Linked DNA regions of Mus musculus: region 1 is linked to region 2. A link is a loop called in an ENCODE intact Hi-C map of the cell type or tissue named here. Cell type or tissue: heart. All regions are shown on one strand. Each heading gives the region's core, and the rest is flanking DNA. Links, peaks and the distances in the headings are about the cores only.

Region 1 (10,422 bases), core at 915-8,914, 86 kb after region 2:
AGGACTGTTGGTATTGCACACTTTATACAAGATGCATTAAAGAAGAGTTAAAAAAATCATGAACACAGGTGACAAAATTATGGAATTAATCTCTGAAGGAGCACTTATCCAAGGTTATTTCATTAATCCTCACAACATGATCTTGGAGTCTCTCTTTCATAATGGTTGCAATTTACCAGTGGGAAGTAAATAACTTCACTAACATCATCATAGTCTTTGGCTCCCCTGTCTGTGGGCACATGTCTGGGCCACCTCTTCATGTTGAAAGTTTTGTGAATTATGTAAGTTATGCAGTACGCCAGCTGGCTGTGGCTTCCATAACAAAAGGTCACTGACTGGGTGGCTTAAAATACAGAAAGTTATGTCCTTACATTTCTGAAGGATTGAAGTCCAATGTTAAGGAACTGGCCCTTTGGTTGCTTCTTGGATCTTGCTCTGTAATGGGTAGATATTCATACTCAAAACTGTATCTGCTTTGTTTGTCCCCGTGTCTTTGTGATTTGTGTTCAATAACCTATTCTATTGACTTAGGACCTACTATAATGTCCCAATAGTAACTTAATCACCTCTATCAAGGTCAAGTTATGAGATTACAGGGATTAGGCTTTTGTCTTAGGAATTTTTTTTTAGTTACATATTTTCCTCAATTACATTTCCAATGCTATCCCAAAAGTCCCCCATACCCTCCCCTCCACTCCCCTACCCACCCATTCCCACTTTTTGGCCCTGGCGTTTCCCTGTACTGGGGCATATAAAGTTTGCGTGTCTAATAGGCCTCTATCTTTTGATACATATGTAGCTAGAGTCTTAGAAATTTTTAATGAAACACAATTCACCATGGAACACTTAGTGTGACATTTAGAAGTCAGGTTATGTCATCACTCTTGTAAGAGCACTCTGAGGGATGGTAACCAAGGATGGTTGGCATAAAGGTGGTGTTTAAAGAGATAGTGTTAGGATGGTGCTTAAGAGTCTGCAACAACAACATTATGAACTAACCAGTACCCCTGAGCTCTTGACTCTAGCTGCATATGTATTAAAAGATGGCCTAGTGGGACATCACTGGAAAGAGAGGCCCATTGGACATGCAAACTTTATATGCCCCAGTACAGGGGAAAGCCAGGGCTAAAAAAAAAATGGGAATGGTTGGGTAGGGGAGTGGGTGGGGGAGGGTATGGGGACTTTTGGGATAGCATTGGAAATGTAATTGAGGAAAATACGTAATAAAAATATTTAAATTAAAAAAAAGAGAAAATCACAAAAAAAAGAGTCTGCAACAAAAAGTTCTCAATAGTCTTATGAAGTGTGTGTGTGTGCTATGTGATAAATATATGAAATGTATGTTTATATGAGTGTAATTTAAATGTATATGTAGAAACTTATTCATAAAAGCAGACCCATAGCACACCATTATCTTTTGTTAAATATAAGCAACAGTGTTAAAAACCTTCTTCATTTTTATGGACAACTATCCCAATTGTGCATGGTCAGTTACAGTATCACGTACGTAACTGACCTGCACACTGAGTTCTGTACTTGTGTGTAACTGTGCTGTGAAATTTAAAAATGAGATATTTTAATAATATTACCATAGGAAGAAACCAATAAAAAATTAAAGAGGACAGTTTCAGATTTCTAAAAAGGGTTAATGAAACTATTTATCATACATCTTCTTGTGTTAAAATTTCCTTATGTGCTTCATTAGTATTTCCAAGTCATTATCTACTATCCAGTCAGTAATAATGCCTGCCAGAGTTGGACCTTTATCTCTGACTTTGTTGCACTTTTGGCATGAAAGACCCATATGCAGAACAAGTAGAAATACGAATCTCATATGAACTTTTACCCCATTCTAGTAATTGCAGAGTGAGTGTTTCATTAAGAATGCTAGGGAAGATCATTTTTTATAATTTTAATTGAAGGATTCCTGATAGGATGATACATTTAAACATTTATTTCCCAAATGTTCTTGTTTGTTTGTTCTTTGAGAGATCACAGAGATTTCAGGAGGTATGTGGCCTCCTTGAAAAAAAAATAGCCATTGGTGTGTGTTATTAAAACCTGGCATACCTCAGGATGACCTCAGCTTCTTCACCACTGACCCAGCTGCTTCATGATTCTACTACCTCACTCTTGCCTTCTCTACCACGATAGTCCATAAGCTCTTATGCCGAGATCAAAACAAACCCTTCTCATCTTACATTACTTCTTTCAAGTGATAAGAAAATACCAAAACAACCCAACAAGGCAAGATGTCCAAATCATCATACATATGAAGCAGGAAGAATAACTAGGAGACTAGGAGAAGGCAACGGTGACAGCATCTAAGAGGTAAATATAAGGGGAATCCCACTGGAATAGTATAAATTATGAGAGCCAAACATATTTTACAACCAGAGTCAAAAAAATCATATGATTCCTAGGGCTGGCAGGGATCATGACCTGTGCCACAGTAAGGCCTCTGGCACTCTGAAGAGTAAACAAGAGCTCAGAGTGACTCATGGCTTTGCTGTCATGTTAAAAGTTAATATTCTCTTTTGTTTCCACTGTCAAGATTTAGGGATATCTGTGTCATCACAGTACATTTCAAGTTCAAATAAAGAGCATTCCAATGGCTACACCCAGGGAAAGGACAGTGCCGTGTTATGACAAAGCTTTTGAAGCAATCTGAAATCAATGCCTATCTGAACATTAGTGAGAGTGGCAGGTGAGCATGGATACATAACATACAAAAGGAACTGGGGATATGCAGGTACCAAATAGCTTGTTTTAAAGTGTGAACCAACAGAGTGCTGCTTTAGATGTGAGTCCAGAGGACTTTCTGAGCTTGAAGCATTCACTTGCTTTTGATGCTATAGTGTTTCAGCAGACAGCAATCAGGGATGGAGTTTTGAAATCCATGTGTGAGAGCTATGGAGAGTCATGGTCTAGACTCCCAGAAGGAAGTTTCTGTGGAGAGCTGGAGACAAAGGGAGACTGCCACAAGGCAAAGATACACTGCTGGAGTCTTCAGTTACTTTTGGTGGGCTCCTGTGAGACAATATGGGTAAGGTGTTACTTTAAAGGTGCATGGTGTCTGGAGGAACAGGTAACATTAGAAAGAGATTAGCAGTCCTTGGGGATGCTCAGGACTATCCAACTCCTCCTCTTCCTCTTCCTCTTTCTCCTCCTCCTCCCCCTTCTTCTTCCTGATGAGAACATGATGGGAATCACTTACAAGTGAGAGTTTAAAATTCATATAAAGGCTTAAATTTTTCTTAGTATTTGAAGAGATACCAGAGAATAAAATTGCTGACAGTAGGGTCGTTGCAGTGACAGAATCTAGGTCGTGCCTTTCTCTGTTGAGCTGACACTTGCCTTCCAAGAAGGATGGTCTTAGCTTTGTTAATCATTCCAGAACATTCACATTAAAGAATTTTAACAAACAATCATTGATTACTTTTTCTGATTAAAAAAAAATGTTGCTATCCCCAACTGTACATTTTATAGTTTATCTCTTAAGTTAGTTTCCTTAGCACTAGATATTTTTTTCTCATACATTTTTCCAATTGTAGATGTGATAAGGCCATTCTCCCTTTACATAACTAAACCAAAAGTTAATATTATCATTCTACTTATGAAGAATACATGATTGTCCCATCTAAAGCTATATTAGACAGCAATTATTTTGGTATTTTATGACTTTTTAAGGAAAATTTAAAGAAAACTCCCATTTTTAATATTATTTTCTTAAATTTATTATTTTTTTCTGGAATGGAGGAAGAAAAGGAAAACTGATAATTCTGCCCTCTGACCTGACAGCTTGGATTATAATTTTAAAACTTGTTTCCTACCCTTGAATCATAACCCAGTGAAATTCTTTTTAAACAATTCAGTGTCTTAAGTTCTAAATCTATTTATATTTATTTTTAAACATGTGTATGCATGTGTGTGTGTGGGTATCTGAAGAAGCCAAAAACCAGCATTGGAGCCCCGAGAGTTGGTCTTACAAATGGTGGCATACTGCATGCCATGGCTGCTGGGAGTTAAACTCTGTAAGAGAATCAAGGGAGATAAGCCTCTTGGCCATTTTCCCAGCCTCCAATTTAAAAAGTTTTGTATAGATTATCTAAGACAAAGTTTGGCTTTAGATATTACAATCTATTAAAGTTTGTGAGCCCAGTCTGGTGTGTGGGTGGTTTGTACACAAATAAGGAATCAGAAATGGTGTTTACATTTTAAAATGTAAGAAAAACAACAAACAAAAGAAAAGGAAAGAAATTGCTACTGAGATTGTTTATGTCGCACCAACTCTAAAATATTTACTATTGGATTGTGACCAGCAGTAGATAATGAATCCCAGAACTAAAGGATTCTGCAACAGATTTTCTTTGAATTCCCTTCTTAATGCTGTTTTCTCCCTGTTCCCACCTATGGATTTTGCTGTTGTTTATTTGTAAAGTGTCTTCGTGAAGCATGGCTTTGCTTGGGTTAACAAACCAACAAATGTGATACCAATCATCTATAGGAAAAGCTTCATCTTTTGCCTCTGTTTCAGAACAATAATAACAGCAGCATTTCACATCTAACCTCTAACCTTTATGCTAGGTAGAAGTCACCTACTTGGTTTTCAAATGGTCTTGCTCCGCATCCCATTCTCATTAGTTATTGCCTTACCTTTGGGCTGTACTGTTTTCTTTTCTTCCGTTAATGGAGCAATTTCCCTGCCCTGATTTTAAATTGAACCTCATTCTCTGGTGCTGTAATTAATCTATAATATAGACTCAATTCAAACATAACCCTCCTTGGTGAGGGTAAGGGAAAGCATGTAGACTGAGGTGTTGACGTGGCTAATTCTAAAAGCGAAGAAACCAGGTTGGGAAGAAATTCTTTCACAGGAAGAAGGATGACATGATTGGGACAGAAGTTGAGGAATTAGGTCATTGGAGTAAAAGCCCTTGGCTTTTACAATGATGGTAAAGCAAGCAAGCCATGGTAATGGATAGTAGAGATCTGTTCTGTGTTGGCTTTTCACTCATGTAAAATTGGGCACGTGAAAATCATCCTTCTCCTGCTCTGCCCACCCACTCATGTGACCAGCAGTTATTTTCCCTTTACATGGGCTCCTGCTAACATTCTGGCACAAAATAACTTACCTTTGTTTGTGCCATTTCAGGCAGGGAAATTGCTCCATTAACGGAAGAAAAGAAAACAGTACAGCCCAAAGGTAAGGCAATAACTAATGAGAATGGGATGCGGAGCAAGACCATTTGAAAACCAAGTAGGTCAGGTTAAGGTTGTCATCTGTTACCAGACCTCCGCAGGTATAGATGGCTTTAACTTGAAGCTTTGGTATTGTCCTTTCTCACTAAAGAAAACAAAACAAAACAATAGCACAACAATGAAACCCTTTAAAATAAAATCAAATAAACAACCACTCCTTCCAAAAAATCCTAAGAATATTTTATGTATCTATTTATCCATTACTTTTTATTTATGAACTAGTTTCATTCTAGTTCATTCCATTTACAGTCTTGTTTATGGATCAATTACGTTTCATTTAACAACAATCAATGTAGAAAATAGAGAAACAAAGGACTCAGGCAATAATCTTCACATAAGCATGCAGAGATTGGACAGGTTCCTTAAAAATCCCTGAGGAGTTTGTGGGAAAACACAGTTAACCACAAAGCCATTCCTGGAATATTTCCGCTTGTCTGGCTCTGGATGATTCTTGGTTGTCACATGGCCGTGTTTCCTTGATCAGGGGCCACTTCCCATGGTGCCGGACACAGCTCTCCAGCTGACCTCTGAGGAATGGTGACACTAACTTCCTGACTCCTAGCTAGCAATATCTTTGATCTGTCTTTTAAAGAAGCAAATCTCAGAGAATAGACACTCAGGGAAAGAAAGGAAGGAGAAGGTTTTTAACAAAATAAAAAGGGGAAGCAGTTTCTGATTTTCCCCATTTATTCTGGATCAGCTTTTGAATATAGAAAGGTATTGTCCCAGGATGCATGTTTAGCAAATCAGCTATTCATGCTGGATCAGTGAAATGGGGCCAATTCTGTCTCCAGGTAACATTTACAGAATGAAACAGAACCAAATTCAAGTATTTTAAAAACTAACTAACTCTCTCTCTCTCTCTCTCTCTCTCTCTCTCTCTCTCTCTCTCTCTCTCACACACACACACACACACACACACACACACACACACACACACCCTCGAGTGCACATATATTGAATACTTTGTGTCCAAGATGAGTGGTCACCTCATCCAATCCAAACCATGGAGAATCTTCAGAAGGTAGCCAAAGTGGTAGGCCTTCCAGATTGGAATTTCAGGTGATATATTCCTACCTAACTGCATACTCAGTACTTTAACAAACGCAGTCTTACAAATATGCTAACAAACTCAATTGGCCTGGGAAGCTTTGCTTCTTTAGTCATCATGTTGTGTCAATCTTGTTATAAAAGGAAAACTCAAGAACAAGTGGGCGTCAGTGGGAGTCAGTGATACCAGAACATGATGTAATACTCAAGGAGGCCTCCAAATAAGGCTGCTTGGGACAGTCATTCAGGATTAAGTTGTTTGAAACAAATAGTCGGTATGCTTTGATTCTTCCTAAGATCCAAAATCTATCTAAATATATAAATAAAAAAATTATGAAGAAATGTCAACATGAATGCATGAATGTATTTACCTTAGTTTTTAGGCTCTGTCCATCAGAGGACAGCCTGTTCCCTGACATGTGTGTGCCTGCCTTTGGATTCCACAACACATTCCAGGAAAATGATATCCTAACTGGCTTGGCTGTTTACTCTGATGAGAGATTACTTGAACCTCATTTCTGTCCTCTTCAGTTTGTTTACGTTAAAGCAAAACATTCTCACACAGGAAAGGACTCCGTAATCTTTCTTAGTGGTGGAAAGCTTCTCTTTCCAGGGTCAGCAATTTTGTGTCTGTAAAGTTAATTAACAGGAGCTTGGAGACCCGTCCTTCAGGCTTCATGTCTGCATCCATGATCTTTGGCAAGGACAGAGCACTACCTCAGACATGGGATGAGATGTGCCAGTAATGGAAGCCTAACTATAATGGTGTTTTCAGCTTGCTTTCTTGTGATACCATAGAAGTTCTAATCACAATCATGTTTGAGGATCTAAGAGAATCCTCTGTGGGGAAAAAAGTAGAATAATTTAGAATTAAAATCTTTACCCAGTTGCTGGGACATCTTACCTTTCCTCCACCATCCTTGCTGTGATGGAAAACCTTTCACATCAGAAGAGATCAGTGCCAATCATTAGATAAGGTGGATCAGTTATTGTAGTTTGTAAGCTTCAACCATTCAGAAACATTATTTTAGATTGGCAGCCTGCTTCACTCAAAGCAAGAGCTAACTGATTGACACAGTTTCAGTCTACTTTAAGAGTAATGTTTCAGAGGATTGGCTTTTGCTAAATGAACACTTACCTCCGCTGTGGTAGTCACTAAACACTTTTTGTGGCCATGGAGCACTGACACTGTAGTTTTGCTGAACCATGATGTGTTATATAGTGTAGGCTGCATGTGGGACTTTAAAGACAGTTGAAACAATATTTGTACATAAGTGGTTAAGCTATAAATGTTAAGAAACTTTATTTCACTCTTACCTTTTTACTTTGCTAAACACGAGTGAATTTTAATCAGCAATAAGTCTAAATTCTATATCGAAATTCCTTCTTTTCCCCCTCCCCCTCCTCCTTCCTCCTCCCCCTCCCTTCTCTATCCATTTCTATCTCCTTGTACTAAGGTCAAATCTAAGTGGATTAAGGAACTCCACATAAAACCAGAGACACTGAAACTTATAGAGGAGAAAGTAGGAAAAAGCCTTGAAGATATGGGTACAGGGGAAAAAGTCCTGAATAGAACAGCAATGGCTTGTTCTGTAAGATTGAGAATTGATAAATGGAACCTCATAAAACTGCAAAGCTTCTGCAAGGCAAAAGACACTGTCGATAAGACAAAAAGACCACCAACAGATTGGGAAAGGATCTTTACCTATCCCAAATCGGATAGGGGACTAATATCCAATATATATAAAGAACTCAAGAAGGTGGACTCCAGAAAATCAAATAACCTCATTAAAAAATGGGGCTCAGAGCTGAACAAAGAATTCTCACCTGAGGAATACCGAATGGCTGGGAAGCACCTGAAAAAATGTCAACATCCTTAATCATCAGGGAAATGCAAATCAAAACAACCCTGAGATTCCACTTCACTCCAGTCAGAATGGTTAAGATCAAAAATTCAGGTGACAGCAGATGCTGGCGAGGATTTGGAGAAAGAGGAACACTCCTCCATTGTTGGTGGGATTGCAAGCTTGTACAATCACTCTGGAAATCAGTCTGGCAGTTCCTCAGAAAATTGGACATAGTACTACCGGAGGATCCCGCAATACCTCTCCTGGCCATATATCCAGAAGATGTCCCAACCGGTAAGAAGGACACATGCTCCACTATGTTCATAGCAGCCTTATTTATAATAGCCAGAAGCTGGAAAGAACCCAGATGCCCCTCAACAGAGGAATGGATACAGAAAATGTGGTACATTTACACAATGGAGTACTACTCAGCTATTAAAAGAATGAATTTATGAAATTCCTAGGCAAATGGATGGACCTTGCGGGAATCATCCTGAGTGTGGTAATCACATCACAAAGGAACTCACACAATATGTACTCACTGATAAGTGGATATTAGCCCAGAAACTTAGGATACCCAAGATATAAGATACAATTTGCTAAATGCATGAAATTCAAGAACGAAGACCAAAGTGTAGTCACTTTGCCCCTTCTTAGAAATGGGAACAAAACACCCATGGAAGGAGTTACAGAGACAAAACTTGGAGCTGTGATGAAAGGATGGACCATCTAGTGATTGCCATATGCAGGGATCCATCCCATAATCAGCTTCCAAACGCTGACACCATTGCATACACTAGCAAGATTTTGCTGAAAGGACCCAGATATAGCTGTCTCTTATGAGACTATGCCGGGGCCTAGCAAACACAGAAGTGAATGATCACAGTCAGCTATTGGATGGGTCACAGGGCCCCCAATGGAAGAGCTAGAGAAATTACCCAAGGAGCTAAAGGGATCTGCAACCCTATAGGTGGAACAACAATATGAACTAACCAGTACCCCGGAGCTCTTGTCTCTAGCTGCATATGTATCAAAAGATGGCCTAGTCGGCCATCACTGCAAAGAGAGGCCCATTGGACTTACAAACTTTATGTGCCCCAGTACAAGGGAACCCCAGGGCCAAAAAGGGGGAGTGGGTGGGTAAGGGATTGGGGGGGTAGGTATGGGGGACTTTTGGGAGAGCATAGAAAATGTAAATGAGGAAAATACCTAATAAAAAAATTAAAAAAAGAAATTCCTTCTTCTCCCTCTCCCCCTCCTCCTCCCTCCTCCCCCTCCCCTCTCCCCTCTCCCCTCTCCCTCCTCCTCCTCCTCCTCCTCCTCCTCCTCCTCCTCCTCCTCCTCCTTCTTCTTCTTCTTCTTCTTCTTCTTCTTCTTCTTCTTCTTCTTCTTCTTCTTCTTCTTCTTCATTGTGTTCTCTGAATGCTTGGGAAGTAACACTATGAAGAGACATTAGCTATGTGTTGTTCTTTTATACAACCTTTAAAATACTCTAAAAATACCATTAATCTCTACAAGCCTCTGTGAGGAGACTAAGAAATGCCTCTTCCAAGGTTCCCAAGGAAAAGGACATCAACAGATTATCATATTGACTGTGATTCATAAGCTAAAGAACATTTGGTGTTAATGCTTTACTGGGCAAAGTGTTCAGGCTCATCTGTTATCCTTCCTCAGTGTTTACTTACAAAATAGAACTTGAGATAGGATGGAGGAGCATTACAGGCTACAGTTTTAAAGAGTTAGTACCTATCTTGGGCGCGAACTCAGTAAAGGGTCCCAAGGTTCACAAAGAACTGTCCATGCTGCAGGCACACTAGCACACCCAGTCTACGCAGGAGAGCACATGGGTGGCAGAAGCAACAGAGCTTCTTGGACAGAGTACTTTTGGGCCTTCATCTTCTGTCAAGAGAATGAGCTGAGACCCAGACCCCTGGGTACCTTCCCAGCCAGAGGAGAGTCAGCCTCCAAGGAGGGCTCTGACCCCCGGGACTCAGAAGGTGGATCTGAGCTCCATACTTTTGTTCACCTTCCCTGCCAGAGGAGAGCTTGCCTGCGGAGAGTGCTTTGACCACTGGGTCTCAGGAGAGAGTTGGACTCCCAGGAATGCTAACAGAGACCAAAGAATCTCAGGATGAATAAGCTCCAGCCAGAGACTGCTAGAACATCTAACACCAGAGATTACCAAATGGCAAAATAAGAATCTTACTAACAGAAACCAAGACCACTCCTCACCATCGGAACCAAGTAAGCCCACCACAGCCAG
Region 2 (10,422 bases), core at 716-8,715:
CAGTCTCCCAGAAGACCTGCAGGACAGGAGGCTGGATTAGTTTCCTTTCTCCTTGCCATAAATAAATACCTAGCAAGAAACAACACTGCCGATGAAGGATTGATTTTGCTTTCATCTGAGGTGATGTGGTCCATTGTATGGGTAAGGCTTGGTAGTGAGTGACTGTGGTAGTGAGGTGCACAATTCTTCTGTTTGCTGTCACTGCCGCAGATCAGGAGGCAGAACAGGACAAGGAATGGGCTAGGCTAGAATCTCTCAAGGCCATGTCCAGGAATTAATTTCCTTCACTTAGTTCCTTCCTTCTAAAGGTACCACAGCCTCCCAGAACAATGCCACCACCTAGGGACCACTCATGAGCCTATAGGGGACATTGTATATCTAAACCATGAGAGTCACATATATAGTGTTTTAATTTAGTTGCCTCTCTACTACTGTGATGAGTCACTATGATCAAGGCAAATAATGAAAGAAAGAATCTACTGGGAGCTTATAGTTTCAGAAGATGGGTCCATGACCATCATAGCAGGGAGCATGACAGAAAGCAAGCAGGCATGGCACTGGAGGGGTAGCTGAGAGCTAACATTTGACTTAAAGATAGGGGTGGGGGAGAGAGAGAGAGAGAGAGAGAGAGAGAGAGAGAGAGAGAGAGCCAGAGCCAATTGGGAATGGTATGGGTTTTTAAAACCTCAAAGCCTACTCACTTTCCCAACAAGACCACATTGTCTAATCATGCTCAAACAGTTCTCCAGTTGGGGATCAGTCAAATACAAGCGTATATAGGGACCATTCTCATTCAAATCACTACATTTACTCAGTTCCACACTGAGATTATAGTCAAGGTTGGTATTGAAGCTAGAGTATAGGATTAGAAATTGCTTTGTTAGAAAATGCTTGAGGTGCTTGGTGTAGTGGCACATGCCTTTAAATCTATCCCTGTGGAGGTGGCAGGTGGATCTCTGAGTTCAAGGCCAGCCTGCCATCTACAGAATGTGTTCCAGGACAGCCAGGGCTACGTAGATCAACCTTATCTTGAAAAACTAAAACAAGTAAAAAGAAAGGAGATGCCTGAGGTTAGGATTATTAGGTCTTCTAGAATAGCATCAGAAGGGAAGAGATGCTTTTAGAATTTTGAAATTTACACATACATTTCAGATCAGATAGACCATCAAAAAGATGGCTAAGGTTGGGCACATAGCTTAGTAAATCATAAAATGCTGGTGTCAGTCCCAAACACTATGGAAATGAGGGATGGGATTGCATGTCTAGATCCAGCACTGGGGAGGTAGAGGCAGGAGAATAAAAAGTTGTCCTTGGTGACATAGTGACTTTGAGACTATCTTGGGTTGTATGAGACCTTATCTAAAAATAAATGATGGATTTATTTCTGAAAAGTTAATAATTGTTTGAAATCATATTTTACTATAATATTTTCTAAGGTTTACTCACCATCTTATTGCAATCGCCACTTGAAAATGATAGGTTTTATGCTTTTTCAGTTTAAAACATAATTTGATCTATTTTAATTCACAACAAAGGGTAAAACTATGGGATAAAAATCTAAAGAAAGTGCCAGTGGTTTCTTAATGGAGTGCTCTGGACATCTTCCAAGTAAGGACACTCCACCGGTAAGGATTCTTATAGTGATTCACAAGATGTGGCACCTTCCAACACATAAATTAAGATAAGTAAAAGAAATAACAACTAGTAGGACAAAGATAAAAGACCTAGCTCAATAAAAGGACTTGAAAGTAACAACAAACTTCACATAATATACATTAAGCATTCAAAACTTGATCTCTGAGTCCTATCTTCTTCAGTCAAGTTATGAGTAACTTCAAAACTTAGTCCTATAATTTATATAGGAAGATAAAAGACTGTGAAGAGAGAAAATAAAGAGTCAAGACCAAGTGAAAACAAAGTATTGTAAAAATATTGTCTAAAAAAACCCACTGGTTCAGAAAACACATAGATAAGTAGACAATGGGACAGGGTAAAGTGGGGAAAATAGGGAAAAATACAAATGGCTGAGATAACATTCTTCACATAAGGGAGAGAAAAATTAGCTTACACATGAAAGAAAATAATTTGGCATGACACACTGCATTTAAAGAGGAAAAGGAAAACAACCCCACTCTTCAATTGACTAATGGCCTACCTTTGAAAGGGAAAGCTCTAAAGCTTTTATGGAAGATAATACAGGAATTTATCTTTGTGATTTCATTTGTGGAGACCCCAGCAGTGCCTGAAACACAAATGAAAAGAAGAAAAGTTAGTGCACTCCTCAATATCCAAATATAATCTTTCTGCTTAACAAAGAACTCCACAAGCAAAGAGTAGGTGGATGTAGAATGGAAGGCCTTTGTGATGTGAAAACCGACAGGCGATAATTGCACTGGATACATACATGCTGGACCAATGCATCGATCTGCTGCTATCAAGCAAATGAGTCAGAAACTCTGTGAACCCGATAAAACATGAACAGAATATAGAAATGGAAGTTCACAAATGCATGGGGGTGAGAAGCAAATGAAGAATACAAATAGGAACAGATGTTTCCCAACAGTTATTCAAAATAGAACATCAGATCCTTAAAAATGCTGGGTACAGGATGGTAACCTCTCTTTGAGTAGTAATTTGGCAGTATTTAGTAAAATTGAATATTTGGAAACTATGATCCACCCACCCTTCTCCTGGTATGCACGAAGAGAGATGTGATGATCTACTACCCCCTCTCCTTGTATGCGCCCCAGAGAAAAATCTGTGATCCAACTACCCCATTTTGTATGTACTCCAGAAAAATGCTAGGCTCCAAGAGCCCCACTTCTGGTATGCACCCAGAGAACTTCTTCCCATCATTGAAAGACCTGTTTATTATCATGAGAAATTTGGTTTATTTTAAAAACATAAAAACATTTTACTAATATGTTTTTATTTTAATCCCAAGTGCGGAGATATGGGGCTGCTTTGGACCGGAGCAGCTGACTTTGCCATGTGCTTTACCAGAGGTGCGGTTTTGCCAGCTACAGTTAGCTTCTGCAGTTGTGTGATGTTTGAAATTCTGGGAACTTTTCAGAGGGTCTATAAATGCTAGGGCCTTGAGATGGGGTTGGGGGTGATTGTTGGTCATTCAGAGGATTTGGATACGGCTTCTTAGTAGTCACATTCAAAGAAGAAACAAAGAAGGAGAGAAATTAGTTTCAGGGATCTTTATCTCTTGATCCCCTCTCTCCTCCTTTCTCTCTTATCTAGTGATGGGGATGAACTGGCGGGTGGGTGAAATAAAGGGCAGGAAAAAGAAGAACCCACAAAGTAGTAAAGACCAATTACAGTTTATACTGCAGTTCTGCTTTTTATGCCAGGATTAGAGAGAACAATATGTGTTCATCAATAGAGGGATGTAAACCATGAGACCTAGGTTCATTCAAGCCATAGTCTTCCAGGAGGCCCTCAATAAAAATCAAATATATCTTCTACCATGCTTGGATTCTGAATTGAGGAATGAGAAAAAGAAAGTTGCTAGGCATTGGTAGACCACACCTTTAATCTCAGCACTCTGAGAGGCAAAGACAGGTGGATCTTTGTGAGTTCAAGGCCAGCCTGGACTACAACTCAAGTTCCAGAATAGCCAGGACTGTTGCACAGAGAAACCCTATGTCAAAAACAAAACAAAACAAACAAACAAACAAAAACCTGCGACCACCACCACCAACCAAACAACCAATCCAAATCTCCAAAACAATGGACTGTCTAAATGTTACCTTCGTTACTGATGGCAGCACTCTGCAGGTGTTTTAGAGAGGAAAAGGGTTAAACTGGAAAATAGAAGGCAGCACATCAATGCTGTGCCCAGTATCCTGGTGGATTTCATACCTGAGCAGGGGGTAGTGGGTGTACTGTCACAGTCAGGGCCCCTGAGAAGGGACAGAGCAGAGTGTGCTTATCAAGAAGTCATACACTCTCTTAGAACCATAATGAAAGACACAGAGGAAAAAAGGCTCTTCAGAGGAAGGTAGTATCTGGTGTGAGATCAAAGTGTCATGTTAGTGAAAAAAATGAGAGAATACAATTTATAGTTTACTATCACATGCAAATCAAAAGCTACACACAGAGCACAATTGAATACTAGGAATTTTTTAAAAAAGATATACACTTAAGAGAATTCATAGGTGGTAGGTTTGAAAGAAAGAAATTACATGCATTGTAAGCTTAGTTGTGTCTATGGAGACGTAGTTTTATTTATTTGTTTAAATAAAAGAGACTTACGCAGATAAAGGGAAACAGGGTGATTTGAAGTGATGTCAGTGGACAACTCCTTTCCTTACTAAGAAAACACCAAGAATGTAGAAACTACAGCACAGCAGTGCTTTAATATATATGACCAGAAACATCAGACAACAAGAAAAAAGACCGCAACAATAGGGTCAAATTTCCAATATGGACAAGATATTTGGGGACTTTCTAATGCCTAGAATCTTTTGACATGGTTCGTTCTCTCTTTATAAAAATCAAAGTTTAACGCGTAGCTTTTGGTCGAGCTGGAGAAGCGAATGGAAATCACACTTATAACCTCGGTGTCCTTTGAACTTCGGGTTATACTTTTCTCTTCCAGGTCCACTTTTTATCTAGCTCTCCGCTCCCATTTCTCACTAGTGATTATGAGATGTTGTGTTAAGTCAGTTCCTTTCCCAGAACTAAAACAGGAAGACAACCGGCTTTTCTATCTGTGTGGAATAAATATCATAAAAGAAATCTAGCAAACTGCACCTCCTTTCGTGGAGCTGGGTTGGGGATCCAGCCAGGGCGGGGCGGGTTAGACATGGCTTAGGAAGGACATGGCTGAGCCCAAGGCTGTCGCGGGTCTGCTAAACTGCACAGAGTGCCACTTGCAAAGTCCCTCTCTGCCCCATGGCGACAGATGGTCTTTCTTCTGCCTGTGTGTGTGAAGGGGGTGGGGAGTGGTCATAACAATAAGCAGCAGTAGCCACTTGACAGCTTCTTGCTGCCAGGAATTTGCATGGGGGTGGGGGCGGGGCGCTTGCTGCCATCTGGAGAACTTCAGCTCACTGAGGAAGAACCGGTGTCTCCGCCTGTATGCGCCCTAGTGGGTGTTGGGATCTGGGATCTGGACTCCCGGGGAAAGCAGAGAGCAAGAAGCAAATCCCCAGTGAGGCTTCTGCTGCTCTGGGGAAGAGAGACTGGACCTGCACGCTGGGCTGGCTGGGCGGAGGTTATGCCCACAGGTCTGGCACTTCAGAATGATTCAGGTCAGCCACGGTGTCGCCTTTGGAACATGGGTTTGTTTACCCACCAGTAGTTGGTGGGGGACATGTGGACTGGAAAAGAGGAAACCCAAACCTGTACCCCTTTCCCATGACCTCCGGAGGAAAGTTCAGTGAGGCAAAAGGCTGACCATACACCCCAGGGACGCTTTTCTCAGACCACAGTGCTGTGCATTATAAACACATGTGCAACTCATTTAATTAAACACATAACAGCTGCTGAGATGTTTGTGCGTTTAAAAAGCAAAATGTATTTTCAGTGCATTTTAAAAAATAAGTTTTTTTATTCGAAATACCAATTGAAACCATGTGGTCTCCTTTTTACTAAAAAAATAAAAATTTCTCCAAAATATGTTCAGTGGATATTTAAGATTTACTGGGATAAAAAAGGCAGCTTTAACAAAATATTATTGTGTTGGGGAATGTATTCTATAGCTAAAAAGAATTAACATAAAAAAGAATTAATATTATCAGCCCATGGGTTGTAGTTAATAGATAATCCCAAAGCTTTATAAGCTCTCGAATCTTCCAGAATCTCCAGCACCAAAAACAAATAAAAAAAAAAATACAAAAACCAAAATAACAACAAAACAAACAAGCAAGCAAAATACAATAAAGTTCCACATGGGAGAATAAAAAGACATGATCGGATATGTGTTAATTATGGGCTAATGAAATAAATGAGAGTAAATCTCTGTTTTCTGTGCTGGGATTTTCAGGGTGGAAACCATAATATTTCTTTTATTACCCCAGCGGCTAACCCAATTCCACTACGAAGGAGGAGCCTGTTTTTCAGCCTGAGTAGTGACAATGAACACAGGTTAATACTGACAAACCTAACACTAAGCCCACAGAAGTACTTGCAAGTGGCATCTGGAATCTAAGAGGTAAACCATCATGGTGAGACCAGCAAGTTCTCAGTAGCTGCCACTTCTGGTCCTCATCCAGCTAACCTGAATGTATGTGTGCCCCAATCTCTGAAACAATAAATTCTCTGAGTTTAGGATACTAACAGGTGAGCTTTTGGGTCCCATAAAGATGGCAGACATGAGTCCAGAATTTTTAAGTATTCAATCAAGGCAGCTTTCTAACTCGCTGAAAGCTATGTCTACACAGTGTGCAAATGCTAAGGCACACGTGTTTATAGGTACACTGCATTATTTCAGAGAATGTGAACTCTTTGCTCTGTGGTGGCTCAAGTTTGAAATTTATACTTCTTTAAAAACTTTTTTTTGGGGGGGTCTATGAAGTCTTAGCTATCCTGGAACTTGTATGTTAACCAGGCTGACCTCAGACTCATAGAGATCTGCCTGTCTTGGAGTCTAGAAAGCGAAGATTAAAGGAATATGCCACCATAGCCCACAAATTGATACTTTTGAGCTGGGCCAGACTTAGTGGCACATCTTCAAATCCTAGTATTTTGGAGGCAGGCAGATCTCTGTGAGTTTTGAGTTTAAGGCCAGCCTGATTCACATAGTGAGCTATAAGCAAGTTAGGGTTACATAGAGAGACTTGTCTCAAACAAACAAACAAACAAATCTTTTAAATGCAATTGGCCTACATTTTTAGGTAGAGTTAATGACTTAATTTGGTATTGATGGGGCTTATAAAATAACTATGAACACCATTCTATCATAGTATTTCATGAACCATTCAAGTTTATGAGAATGAACAGACAGACAGAGGCACCTAGGGTGTGACATTTAAGACTCAATCTGGTACAAGAATGAATCAAACTGTAACTTTCCTCGAACCCCTTGAATTAGATGTTCTACAGAAGGCCAACCAAAGGCTTAAAAATCTAATTACGTTCTGAACCTAAATTTATTAGTTGAATGGTTACCATGGGGATCATTTTCACACCATATTGCTTCCCAAATGTACACACAGAATTAGGGTGCTAGTTAGCTAAGTATGTTATGAGCCTTCACTCTGCAAAGATCTTATGTGGCAAAAAGGGGCACCCATTTCTTTCCAGAAAAGAAAGAAAAGGTAATGTCTCAGTCCTGGCAACAGTTAATCCATGGGATAAAATAGTGTTTGAATATATTTCTTCCTCTAGGAAATATATTGACTCACTGTTCTTAAAAATTATTAGTTTGTTCTGTATAGTTTCATAAATTTTTAAAATAACTTTTCAGGTTTCTTCTTCCAGTATTTGAATTCCTCAAAGAAGCACAGATCTTTCTCCTATCACTCCCAACCCTTTCCAGTTTCATGATTGAACATTTTTACATTCAGTAGGGGAAAAAATGAACCTAATATTATAATGATTACATATCCCATGTTCTCATACACAGGTAATAAATACAGAAATCAAGGATAAGATGCTGTTAGTCACTTTTAAGTGCTTTCCCAGTTTGAAAGATTTTATGCACTCATAGAAATGTTTTCCTTTCTGCCTCACTGGGTTGCACTTTTGCTTTGATATCTGAGAAAGACGAGGAGGGTAATGAAATATATCTCTTGAGCCAAGAAACTAGAGAAAAATCATAATTTTAAGAAAAAAATGGTGGCGATGTTTAAATAGATTACATTTCATCTGGCTGCTCTTAATTACAGCTACCCGCCCACAAGCTGTTGCAAAGGTCCCCTGGAGACAACTTCCAAGCTATTTATGGGCTCTTCAGAGGAGAAGCTATGAGAATGTCTTTTTCATGCTATTCTCTTTAAACTTTCATTTTCAATAGCCCACAATTAGCTCCCTGGAATGAGGATGTATATTGGGCTAAATATGCAGGGGTCATAATTTTCTGACCTACTTCCTCCTTCACGTCCAAATAATGTGGAAGGAATTCATTCCAGATCCTGTTTGTCTGCCGTGCTAATTCACAATGACATCTCAGCTCTCTTGATTTCAAAGCGTCCTGTGATTTTTAAAGTAGCAATTTCCTATTTGAAGGAATCCATTACCGTGCCAACAGGAATGTTGGTTGAGTGGAATTGCTCTCTCCACTAGTCAGTTACATGAAGAAAGTTTAACTTAGGGATGAGCAGATAGACAAAGGGTAGGCAATATTTTAATGTGGAGAGAAGAAATTGGATTGTAAAAGGAAGTTGGGCATATCTCCCTTGAAGAATGTCCTTTACTGACAAGACTGATTTTGTTAGTTTTCTCGTTCTGCAGATTACTATGAGAGTTTTATGTTTATCAGAAAATCCAAACTGGTAATTTCATTTGCGTGTGGCTCCCTTCCAAATAAGAAATATCTTTGTTTTGTTCACTATTTTTTTAGGGTAAAATTCTGCATCTTCCTCTTGGCACCATATGTCCATTTGAGAAGTAGAGGGTTTCTAAGATCCCTCCAATGGCCTTTGTGTCTGCCAGAGGGCAGCATGTAACACTCTCCCATCTGGCATGAAAGTTACCACTTGGCTGCCACCTGTACTGTGCTGAGGACTCCTGTCACTCCTCCACCATCCAGGGCTGTGGGACTCGAGTCCCTTCAGCCTTCTCCTGCCTGCAACTTCTCCTCCAGTGACAGATGTTGGGGTGGGGAACACATGGAGAGCCAAGCATTTCCTATTACCAGTTTGGCAGAGATTCAAATTCTTCTCCATCAACAAAATATAAGCATATTGGTGATGGTTGACCCCAAGGAGAGTGTATAAGCATACCTGCCTTTCTCAACTACCCCTGCCCCATTCATTGCCATTTTTTGGTATACTATCCTTTTAGATTCATATTGTCCATAAAGCTTCCCATCCCCTCTCCTTTCTGAAGAGGTGTGTGTGTGTGTTTCCTTCAGTAAAGAGGAGAGCTGATTCATGCTGTCTTTAATCAGTTGTGCTTCAGTGCTTGCTGAAGTGCTGTTGGTCTCTGGACATGGAAATCTTTGCCTATTATGCTATTGCAGTCTGAGTACCAAAACAGAACCAGTAGGCCCAATACACACAAAGACTAACAGGAAAATAGGCTGCAAATGTGAATAGCTTTGATCACCATAATGAAGAGAGAATAGCTTAGGAATTCTAAACTCATGTTAGTTTTTGAGTTAGAAATGATCTTAGTGTTATTTATTTTACAAATAGTGAAGCTAGAGGCATCTTGTAGCTTGGTTATACATTCTTTATAAGCTTTACAAGTAAACTGATATTCTATCTAAACACATCCAAGCATTTATTGATAGAAGCGTTTGGAATATATGTAAATATATATATTGTTTGTAATATACCCTTTCAGTTTTGGTAAGGTTAGAACCAAGTCATTTCACTTGAACAAGACCACATGGATGCTTAGATGCCTTCTTAGTCACAGGCTTGAGATATCTGACATACCAAGAAAATGATAATTCCTAGTACTTGAAAGTTCGTGCCAATAGCTTTAGACAAAAATGTTCTACATAACCATAACTATAGGCTTATTTAACATGGACTTTTCTGTATTTCTTTTTAAAAATGTCAAACACTAGGTGTTAGGAATGCAGTAAGGAATCAAACAAGGTTCTTGATGTCTAAAATGAGTGGCTTGTGTTTTGATTTAATTGGCCAATGAATATAATCTTAACATAAATCTAATTTTTATTTTGCCTTTTTTCTTTTTGTTTGTTTTAATTTTACTATTTTGAAATGTAATCATTCTTACACATGTTTGTGTAGAATAGCCAAGTATATTAGTTAGAAGACAACTGGCTTTGAGTGAGAGAAAAGTGTTAAATCAATTAGATTCAAGGTGGCTTAAAAATAAAAGGAATCTATTGGCTCAGCAGTGAGAAATGCCAGCTGGAGGATGGCTTCCAGTGTAGTATAATCAGGGCTCCAGGTCTACTGCTCCCAGACTCCTACAGCTCTGTCCCATTCCACACATGTATCCTGCTCATCCCTGGCAGGCTTCTCTCATGGTTGCAAAATGAAGATGAGGAAAAATCAGAGCATGATGCAGTCTCTCTACTGTGGAGGAGAAAAAGAATATTCTTATCGTAGGATTCCAAGTAAGATTCTTGAGATGACTCAGGCTAAATTTGATTAGATCATGTGTAGACCTGAACCAATTACTGCAGAGAAAGGAACAGAATGTATAATTTGACTCAAAACCATTTTGAAGCCTAAAATTGGAGGTGGGAGCAAAACCAGAATTGGGCAAAGCAGTTTAGCTAGAGGAGGAGAAGCAGATACCTGAACCAAATCTGAATATTGTTTAAAA

The links. Peaks named below come from ENCODE experiments on the same cell type or tissue, not always from the same donor. Only the 100,000 strongest peaks of a DNase experiment are listed, where the experiment ranks them.
Region 1: a loop joins it to region 2, with 2.0 times the contacts of the local background. A loop is called at or near these places in 2 of 42 quality-filtered maps.

What each region holds. Positions count from the first base shown.
Region 1 is chr10:37,478,012-37,488,433 of GRCm38, forward strand. No RefSeq gene overlaps it. Among named protein-coding and RNA genes, the nearest start is that of Gm31330, 46 kb to the left of the region's middle. In heart, for the core only: no CTCF peak of the experiment used is centred there; a DNase peak (open chromatin) is centred at 5,750.
Region 2 is chr10:37,392,506-37,402,927 of GRCm38, forward strand. No RefSeq gene overlaps it. Among named protein-coding and RNA genes, the nearest start is that of Gm31202, 33 kb to the left of the region's middle. In heart, for the core only: no CTCF peak of the experiment used is centred there; a DNase peak (open chromatin) is centred at 5,146; H3K4me3 peaks cover 982 bases; H3K27ac peaks cover 980 bases.